Regions from separate parts of the Homo sapiens genome. Here region 2 is linked to region 1. A link is an interaction called in ENCODE POLR2A ChIA-PET data of the cell type or tissue named here. Cell type or tissue: Panc1. All regions are shown on one strand.

Region 1 (4,000 bases):
TCCAAGTCCAGAACTTTCTAGGCCTGGGACAGTGGCACACTCCAGGGCCCCTGTCCCATGCTGGAGGGGCCATGACCTAGGAGCCAGGTCTTTTCACAGAGGAGGCCACCAACCCACCAGCAGCCTGATGCCAGCACTCCCAATTCTTCAACAAAAGCTGGATAATGGGGTTTTTTATTATGAAAATTTCCACGTTTTAAACTAATTTGAATATTTTTCAAATACGATTCAAGCCAAACAAAACATGTCAACAGGATTTGGCGAGGAGGCCGCCCGCCTGCAACCTGCCTTGCACCCTGCCTGCTGCCAAGCTTATACCCGGGTCTGCAGATCTGAATCTACGCATAGGCGACAAATCTGGAAAGAGCCTGCCTATTTCTTCCAAGGCTTCCCTCCCTTTCCCATACTTGTGGGAAGCTTTTTCTTTACTTTTCCTTTTTTCATTTCAAAGGCCTAAAGAATTGTACATCACAAAACAAACACTAAAAGAAATTGGTATTTGTTTTTCTTCTGTATGGTTTTACTGTTCCTGTCCCCTTTTCACAGAAAATATGGAAAAAGAAACGTGAAGGGAAGAAGAGGCATGACATGGGCAGAATACCATGCAAACAGGGCCATGGCACCCACAGAATACCACTCAGACAGGGCCACGGCACCCACATAATACCACTCAAACAGGGCCTTGGCATGCACAGAATACCAAACAGGGCCAGGCAGGCACAGAATACCACTCAAAGAGAGCCATGGACACACAGAATACCACTCAAACAGGGCCAGGCAGGCACAGAATACCACTCAAAGAGAGCCATGGACACACAGAATACCACTCAAACAGGGTCATGAGATGCTGGCAGCAAGGACATGAGGACTGGAAGAAAGTGATCCACAGGACAGATTTCTGTAACCCCTTCCCAGGTCTCCTTCTAGCACCGCTCTCTCATGATAACAAGCAAGACCAGCACACTACCCCCAACAGCCCCCTCCAGGGCTGGTCGTCCCCAGGCACCACCCCAGATCTTACTGATTCCATGGGCCTGACTCTCAAACCCTATCACACCCACCACAGCTCACTGGGTCTCTGCCACGGATGTCTTCTACAACTTTCTTAGGTACTTGCTACTTCTGCTGATAAGCTAATGATGCTTAGAGATGCTGGTGGAAGTAACAGTGAGCTTTGTGGCCAAACCCCGACCTTTCCAGCCTGTTTCTTCATTGTGAAATGAGGATAATGTTACCTACTCCACAGGGTTGTTTTAGGCCGATTAACTTTGACCTCAAAAACGAGGACCAGCAGTATCAGTCTCCCCTGGGAACTTGTGAGAAATGCAAATTATCAGGCCCAAACCCAGACCTACTGAGTCACAAACTTGGGCATTTCAGCTGGTTCTACAAGCGTCAAGTTTGAGAGGCACTGAATGAGATGATGTACAGAAAGAACTGAGCAACCTGCGTGGTACTGACAAAGCTTTTATTAGCTGCCAGATAATGATGACGCAGCCCAAAGTGAAGCCTTTCACATTTTATGTCCTCTTAATGTCATTTCAATGTTCTATACTCAGCTTCAGGCACCATGATGATCACCACGAGTTCAGGCCCACTGGCAGGTCTGGAGGAGATGAGGCCTCCTGGTGCTCACGGGAGACCAGCAGGGAGAGGTGTCTGCACTCTGCTTAGATGCACAGTGCTGCTGACAAGCAAGGATGCAGCCAGCTTCCTCAAGGCCAAGGGCAAGCCTTGGAGCCTCACCAGGCTGCAGCACCCTCCCCTTTCTGTGTTCCTTTCTGTCATTCCACCAAAAGAGGAAAAATACAACAAGACAGGGAAGAGGAGGAAAAGCAGCAACTTATGTTCACTATGGAGCTTACTTTATGATGTTACCATTCCTTGATCCCTTGGAATTAAATTTAAAAAAAAAACCTAAAGAAATTAAAGAAAAAGCCACACTTAAGTTAAAAATAAAAAGGAAGAGATAAATATAATATGTAGGCTCTTTCCAGATTTGCTGGAAACCCAGTAATTCATATCTGAAATTTTCAAAAGCTGATGTAAAAGACAAGTTGTTAAATCAATGGAAATCAACACAGAACTAACATTGAAACCTAGGCGGTGCTTGTTTAACCTAAGGAAACAGGTGGCTTTTAACTCTTTAGGCCCCAAATGACTGAAAATCTAAGACCCATTATGCTGCCATTCCTCACTGCTCCCCACAAAGAGCCTGACCCAGGCACTACCTTTTGGACTGAAAGTTACAACCCTGCTTGAAAAGCATGGAGATCACTTCACAAGGACTTGCTTTGTCTCTCATTTACCCAGACTTGAAAAGTTGTGAGTCCTGAGTTGCCATCTCTGCAGCAACATCACCTTGGGTCCCTTCTGCTGGGTGTTTTTCAGGGATGGAGTCCCATAAGCTGGGGACTTTGGTGGTCAGAGAACCACCTCTGCTCTCAACCTCCTCTCCAGAGAGGGAACTCAAACCAGGAGAGAGCAGGCAGGAAGCTCTCGAGCAAGAACCTGGCAATGGTTATGGGCTTTAGGAACATTGGCTGTCACCTTTGTCATTTCTATTAAGTGACTATCATCTGTCACAGTGAACTGGGACTATGGCAGGACAGAGCTGCTTACTTGTGTGTGTGTGCCCCACACCCAGGGCTGCTAACCAAGACTCCGGAACCGCTGAATTCACTCCAGGTAGTTCCTCTCTGCTGTTTACAGCTTGTCAATGAATACATTTTTCTTAGGCTTACGTTTCAAACAAAAGAATTATGCACTCTAGTTCCTTTGCTTCTCTTGATAATGAAGGGTTGGCTAACGGATAATATGAATAAACCACACACGGTGTTTTCCTAGAAAGCTGAAGTCCCTTAAAAGAAATTATCATGACAATGGCTGTGGATTCTGTGCATCCCTTACATCCCAGAACACCTCACACTCTGGAACATTCAGTGGTAAATAATCACTTAAGTGATTCTTATTACGTGTTAAATACCACTATTGATTATTAAGTCAGAGGAGAATCAGCCAGAAGAGGAGGAAGAGGACAAAGAGAAGAAAAGGAACCATGAAAGGACTAAGAGGGAAAAAAATGTGACACCCGCAAACATGGTCAGTTAACAAAAACGTTAGGGTATTTCCAAGGTGGATTTGGGGACATTAAATACAGGAAAGTGCAAGCCCATTGATGGGCTGTCACAGCAGCTCAGAGACCTCATCTCAGCTTGTGGACCCCTCTCACCCCCAGGCCCTGTCACAGTCAAGAGTCAAAACCCAAGACATCGCTTTTCAATGTAAGACCACAGAGAGTTTAAAGGTATTCAAAGAAAGACAGGAAAACACTTTTTCTCCTTAGCTTTCAGCTACCTTTTCCTCGATCAAATTCTTACCCTCCAAAAATTCACAAAACAAGTAAAAAAAATCCTCCACCCAAGTACATGAGGCAGTCCATGAAATACAACAGCAACTGCTAAAAAGAGTGCAGGAGATCTGTTGCAGGGAAAATAAACAGTTTTTTTAAATCAGGCTGTTTATTTTGAGATAATTGTAGATTCGCATGCAGGTCTAAGAAATTATATGGAGAAGTAATACAGAGAGATCCCGGGTACCCTTTATCCAGTATCTCACAATGGTAAGAGCTCACAAACTTAGCACAATATCACAAGCAGGATACTCCCCTGATAGAGTCAAGCCACAGGACATCTCCATCCCCGCAAGCATCCCTCATGGTGACCGTGTGTAGCCACACCTACTTTCCTGCCTCCCCAGCCCACTCCTTAGCCCCTGGCAGCCGCTAATCTGCTCTCCGTTTCCATAATTTTGTCATTTCAGGAATGTTATGTAAATGTAACCATGCAGGATGTAACCTTTAGGATTGGACTTTCTTAGAATAATTGTCTAGAGATTCATCGAGGTTGCAGTGTGTATCAATAGTTTATTCCTTCGTATTGCTGAGCAGTGTTCCATGGTATAGATGCACCACAGTGCATCTTTCAACCTTTCACCTGTT
Region 2 (4,000 bases), 350 kb before region 1:
TGGAAGAGTGGAATGAGGACAACAGTGACAATATTGGAGGCCTGCACTGTGGGACCCAAGGCAGGAGGGCACAGGCCTCTGAGATCTGGGTTGAATGCCCTGGGGCCTGGGCTGGAGGGGGAGAAGTTAGTGAGCTGGAAGTCTGAACAGGTTTGCAAAGGGTAGGGCTGGCCTGGGGAGCCCATGACCCATGTACATTGGTGCAATGGTGATAACGAGGACGATAATTTTTAAAAAGAATACCACCTCCATACTTAAAAACATGGAGAAAATGCATTAGCCAAGATGACTGCAATAAGATCTCCTATCCCAAATGGTCTTCTCACTCCTCCCAAAAAGAGGTGGGGTTTATTGTCCATCCTTGAATCTGGGTGGACCTGCAACTATGGCAGAAGTGACATTCTGTGACTTCTGAAGCCAGGTTATGAAAGGCAATGCAGCTTCCTCCTGGTCTTATTGGGACACTCCCATTTGGAACCCAGACACCATGCTGTGGGGTAGCTCAGGCCACATGGAGAGACCATATAGAGGTGTTCCAGCCAACAGCACCAGCTGAGATCCCACCAACAGACAACGTCAACCACCATCCACCACCATCCCTGTCAGTCCAGAAGCCTTCAGGTGACTCCAGCCTAGCCTGACCGCATCTACAAAAAGGACCGTGAGTGGCCCTTCTGAGCTCAGTCAGCCACCAGAACTATGAGAGCTAATAAAAAAGGATTGGTGCTATGGTTTAAGCTACTAAGTTGTAGATGGCTCATTATACATCAATAGATCACTAGAAGAGGAAAAATCCATTTTATTTGGGGCTTAGGCGAAAGTGAAGTGCCTGGGCCAGGTAACAATTAATTTCCTCACTTTCGGTACTATAACAATTTCTAGAAGCTCAGTAACTATTTCTAACATTTTAAATTTATTTTTGTTGGATTTGGAAGAAAAGTAAATGCATTTTTTTTTTTTTGCAAGGAGAGAGGATGTAGGTTTGGTCTTGTCTAAGCTCATGCAGACATACCTCACAGATAACATCTTGGTTCTTTTTGGCAAAGATGGAATAGCCCAGGCGTTGAAGATGGTATGTGCATGGGTGAGTGAGTGTGTGAGTGAGTATGTGTGTGTATGTTTTTACTTTTAGTGATCGGAATTTTCAAGGAAGGAGGAAGAAAGAATAAAATTTCAATCCCCTGCCCTCCTCCCCACTCACTCTGTATAATCTGCAGTTCCCATGGAGGCCCCAGGTTTTTGTGTGCAATTTGATGGTGTCCAGAGGCTGCCCTGGCTGCACACTCTGCCTCCCGGGCTGGGGGACCTGCTAGGGGCTTGGGCTCTGACTCTGCAGCCCCAGAGCCGCCCTGAAGCCCCCTCCCTTCCTCTGAGCAAAAGGCAAATCCTCGGCTCTGTCATCAAAGCCCATGTGGGCCGGTTTGGGCTGCACCCACAGGGCCTACTTTGTCCCTTTCTCAGTCTCTCCCTGTCATGAGCTTTCCTTTTTCTTCCTCTCTTCCTTTGTAGCTCTGTCTCTTCCTCTCTCATTTGGGAAGAAATTCTCAGATGATGTAAGTGCATCCCCAGAGGGACCAGGCATTGGTGTCTCGACCCAGTGCCCTTTTGCCTGCGGGCTTTTTAAATTAGGTTCTTAGCTGCCCTTTGCATTTGTCCTGCATGGCTAAGACAGAGAAGAGGCCAGGCACATTAGAAAGACTGGGCAATGGGTGACCACTGCATCCAATGTAAACGAGAATGACTGCCAATACGGGAGAAAGGAGGGTTTCAGTCTTGGTGGTTGGGGTCCCTTCCTGAGAAGCTCGTCCATCCTCATGAGGTTGAGTCAGCCCCTAAGGAGGAAAAGGCTCTGCCAGGCCAAGGGCAGGGCCTTCAAGGTGGCCTCCCCTCCCCTCAGAGGGCCGGCCTCCATCAGGATGAACATGGAGTCTCTACTGGAACATAGAGGGAGACCAGGCACCCTCACCAGTCAGGCACCTGACTGGGACATGTCATCATCACCAAGTGCTGGCCCTGCCTAGGCTGGCTCAGATGGGAGCAGGAGGGAGCTGTGCTCCCTTCTCTTGACAAGTCTTCAGCAGGATGGCCCTTAAGACCTGAAGGCCTGCATACCTCCCCTGACTCTGATCTGGACACCCAGGAAGGCCTGTGTTCCACGGAACTGCACAGTGGCCTGGGGAGCCAACCAGCTCTTGTTGAGACTTTGCCTTGAATCTAGTCATGGTCTTAATGCTACAGTTAAGAGAAGACCAGCCCTCGGCCCTGGCATCTTCCTTGTGACCATTGATTGACTTGCTGAATTAGCGTGCTCCCACTCGAACAGTGGCCAGGGGGAGCTAGCGATGCAGAGAGGGTGTGAGAGGGGGTGACAGAGGGGACTTGTAGGGGAAAGTTAGTGCTTATGGTTCTCTGGGCTCACAGAGTCTCACTGATAATCCACATTTTAAAGATGGGAAAACTGAAGCTCAGGGAGCAACTTGCTCAGTCACATGGCTGAGAAGGGACAGGATCGAACCTATGCCTGGCACCCCCAACCCATGCTCATCCCTCTACACCACACATACTTGACACATTGCAGGAGATTCGTAAACATGATCGAAAAATACGAATGGATGAATGAACGAATGGAAGAACAAAGCAACCAACCACATGTTCTTGAGCTGGGCCCTAATGGATGAGTAGGCTTTAAGCACGTGGAAAAGTCAAGGCAGCGCGTTCCAGGCTGGGCAGATGAGATGAAGCAGAGGGAACCATGCTAGGTTGGAGGGAAAAGGGCTGGCCAGAGCCTAGAGCCAGGAAAACACCTCAGGGCACGGGGAGCTGTGCTCCACAGAGTTTGCATCAACACGGCCCTGGGAAGTGTCTTCCTTCAGCACGTCTGCACGGGTGGCCTCCCAGGCTGGCGCTGCACAGTGTTCCCTGGAAATGGAACTGAACAGGTAAAGGAGTGCTCATGCTCACCTGGTACCTCTTCCCTACAAGCAAAGCTACTTATCCCCTATGGCTGGGCAGCCAGGGGAGGCTTGCACTTCTAGAAGAGGCTAAGAATGGAGTAACTAGCAAAGAGTTTGGAGTCATGATCATCATCATCATGGCCATCTTTATCCGCGCCACCCCCTCTTACATCATCACTGTCAACATTCCACAGTAAAGCTTAGTGGCTGGGCGTGGGGCCTGGACGTCTTGCTGGGCTTCTAACCTAGCTCTGTCACTCACTGACTGTATGAGCTTGGGCACATTTTAAATGCCTAATCCCCACTTTCCTCATATCTAAAATGGGGTAATTCAAAAAGATGATACATAGAAAGTTCTCAGTATCTTGTCTGGCACACGGCATCAGTGTAATATAGCCATTGTTCTTACTGCTATTGTTTTCCTCATTAATGAGCCTTTTAAGTGAGCTTTGGGTTATTACCATAGAATCCGATTTACTTTTCACATGAGGAAAGGGAAGCTCTATGAGTCTCCCCCACCCGCACTGTGCCTGCCTCTCTCGCTCTTCCCCAGGGGCAGAGCCCAGAGCCTCTCCCTTCCTGCAAGCTCAGCTGGGACTCACTCCAACAGACTGCCACTTTATGGTTTGTTTGTTTGCTCCTAAAGACATAAAACCCAAGCTTATCAAACAAAAGTCACACTTAGCCCTGCAGTCTTGAGAGGTAAATTCCACTATTATCTCTGCACTTCAGCCCCCACACAGAACACTTAGTTCCCCAGGGAGCGGGTGACACGCTTCAAGGTCGACCTTTGGCACCCACTCACCCCTTCGGCCATGTGCCCGGTCACGAGGCAGGTGGCATAGGAGAGTCAGCTAGGGAGGTGCCCAGAGACACTGCCCACCAGCCAAGTGCCTCGGGTCAGTTGTTAAACCTTAGAGTCCTCCTCTGTGAAATCCCCTGAACAGTGGAGCTTCCACCAGCTAATTTGTGACAATAATTAATCCAATGATCTGAGAGAGCATTGAACTCAGTGCTTGGCCTTTGAGAAGTGCTCAGCGTTCACA

The links. Peaks named below come from ENCODE experiments on the same cell type or tissue, not always from the same donor. Only the 100,000 strongest peaks of a DNase experiment are listed, where the experiment ranks them.
Region 2: POLR2A ChIA-PET joins it to region 1 with 6 read pairs; 2 of 35 experiments call an interaction of 5 or more read pairs at or near these places.

What each region holds. Positions count from the first base shown.
Region 1 is chr2:110,833,180-110,837,179 of GRCh38, reverse strand. The region is part of intron 9 of ACOXL (acyl-CoA oxidase like); the gene reads right to left. Among named protein-coding and RNA genes, the nearest start is that of ACOXL, 100 kb to the right of the region's middle. RefSeq lists an enhancer at 1-625. In Panc1, no CTCF peak of the experiment used is centred here; no DNase peak of the experiment used is centred here; H3K27me3 peaks cover 341 bases.
Region 2 is chr2:111,185,469-111,189,468 of GRCh38, reverse strand. No RefSeq gene overlaps it. Among named protein-coding and RNA genes, the nearest start is that of BCL2L11, 67 kb to the right of the region's middle. In Panc1, no CTCF peak of the experiment used is centred here; no DNase peak of the experiment used is centred here; H3K27ac peaks cover 1,483 bases.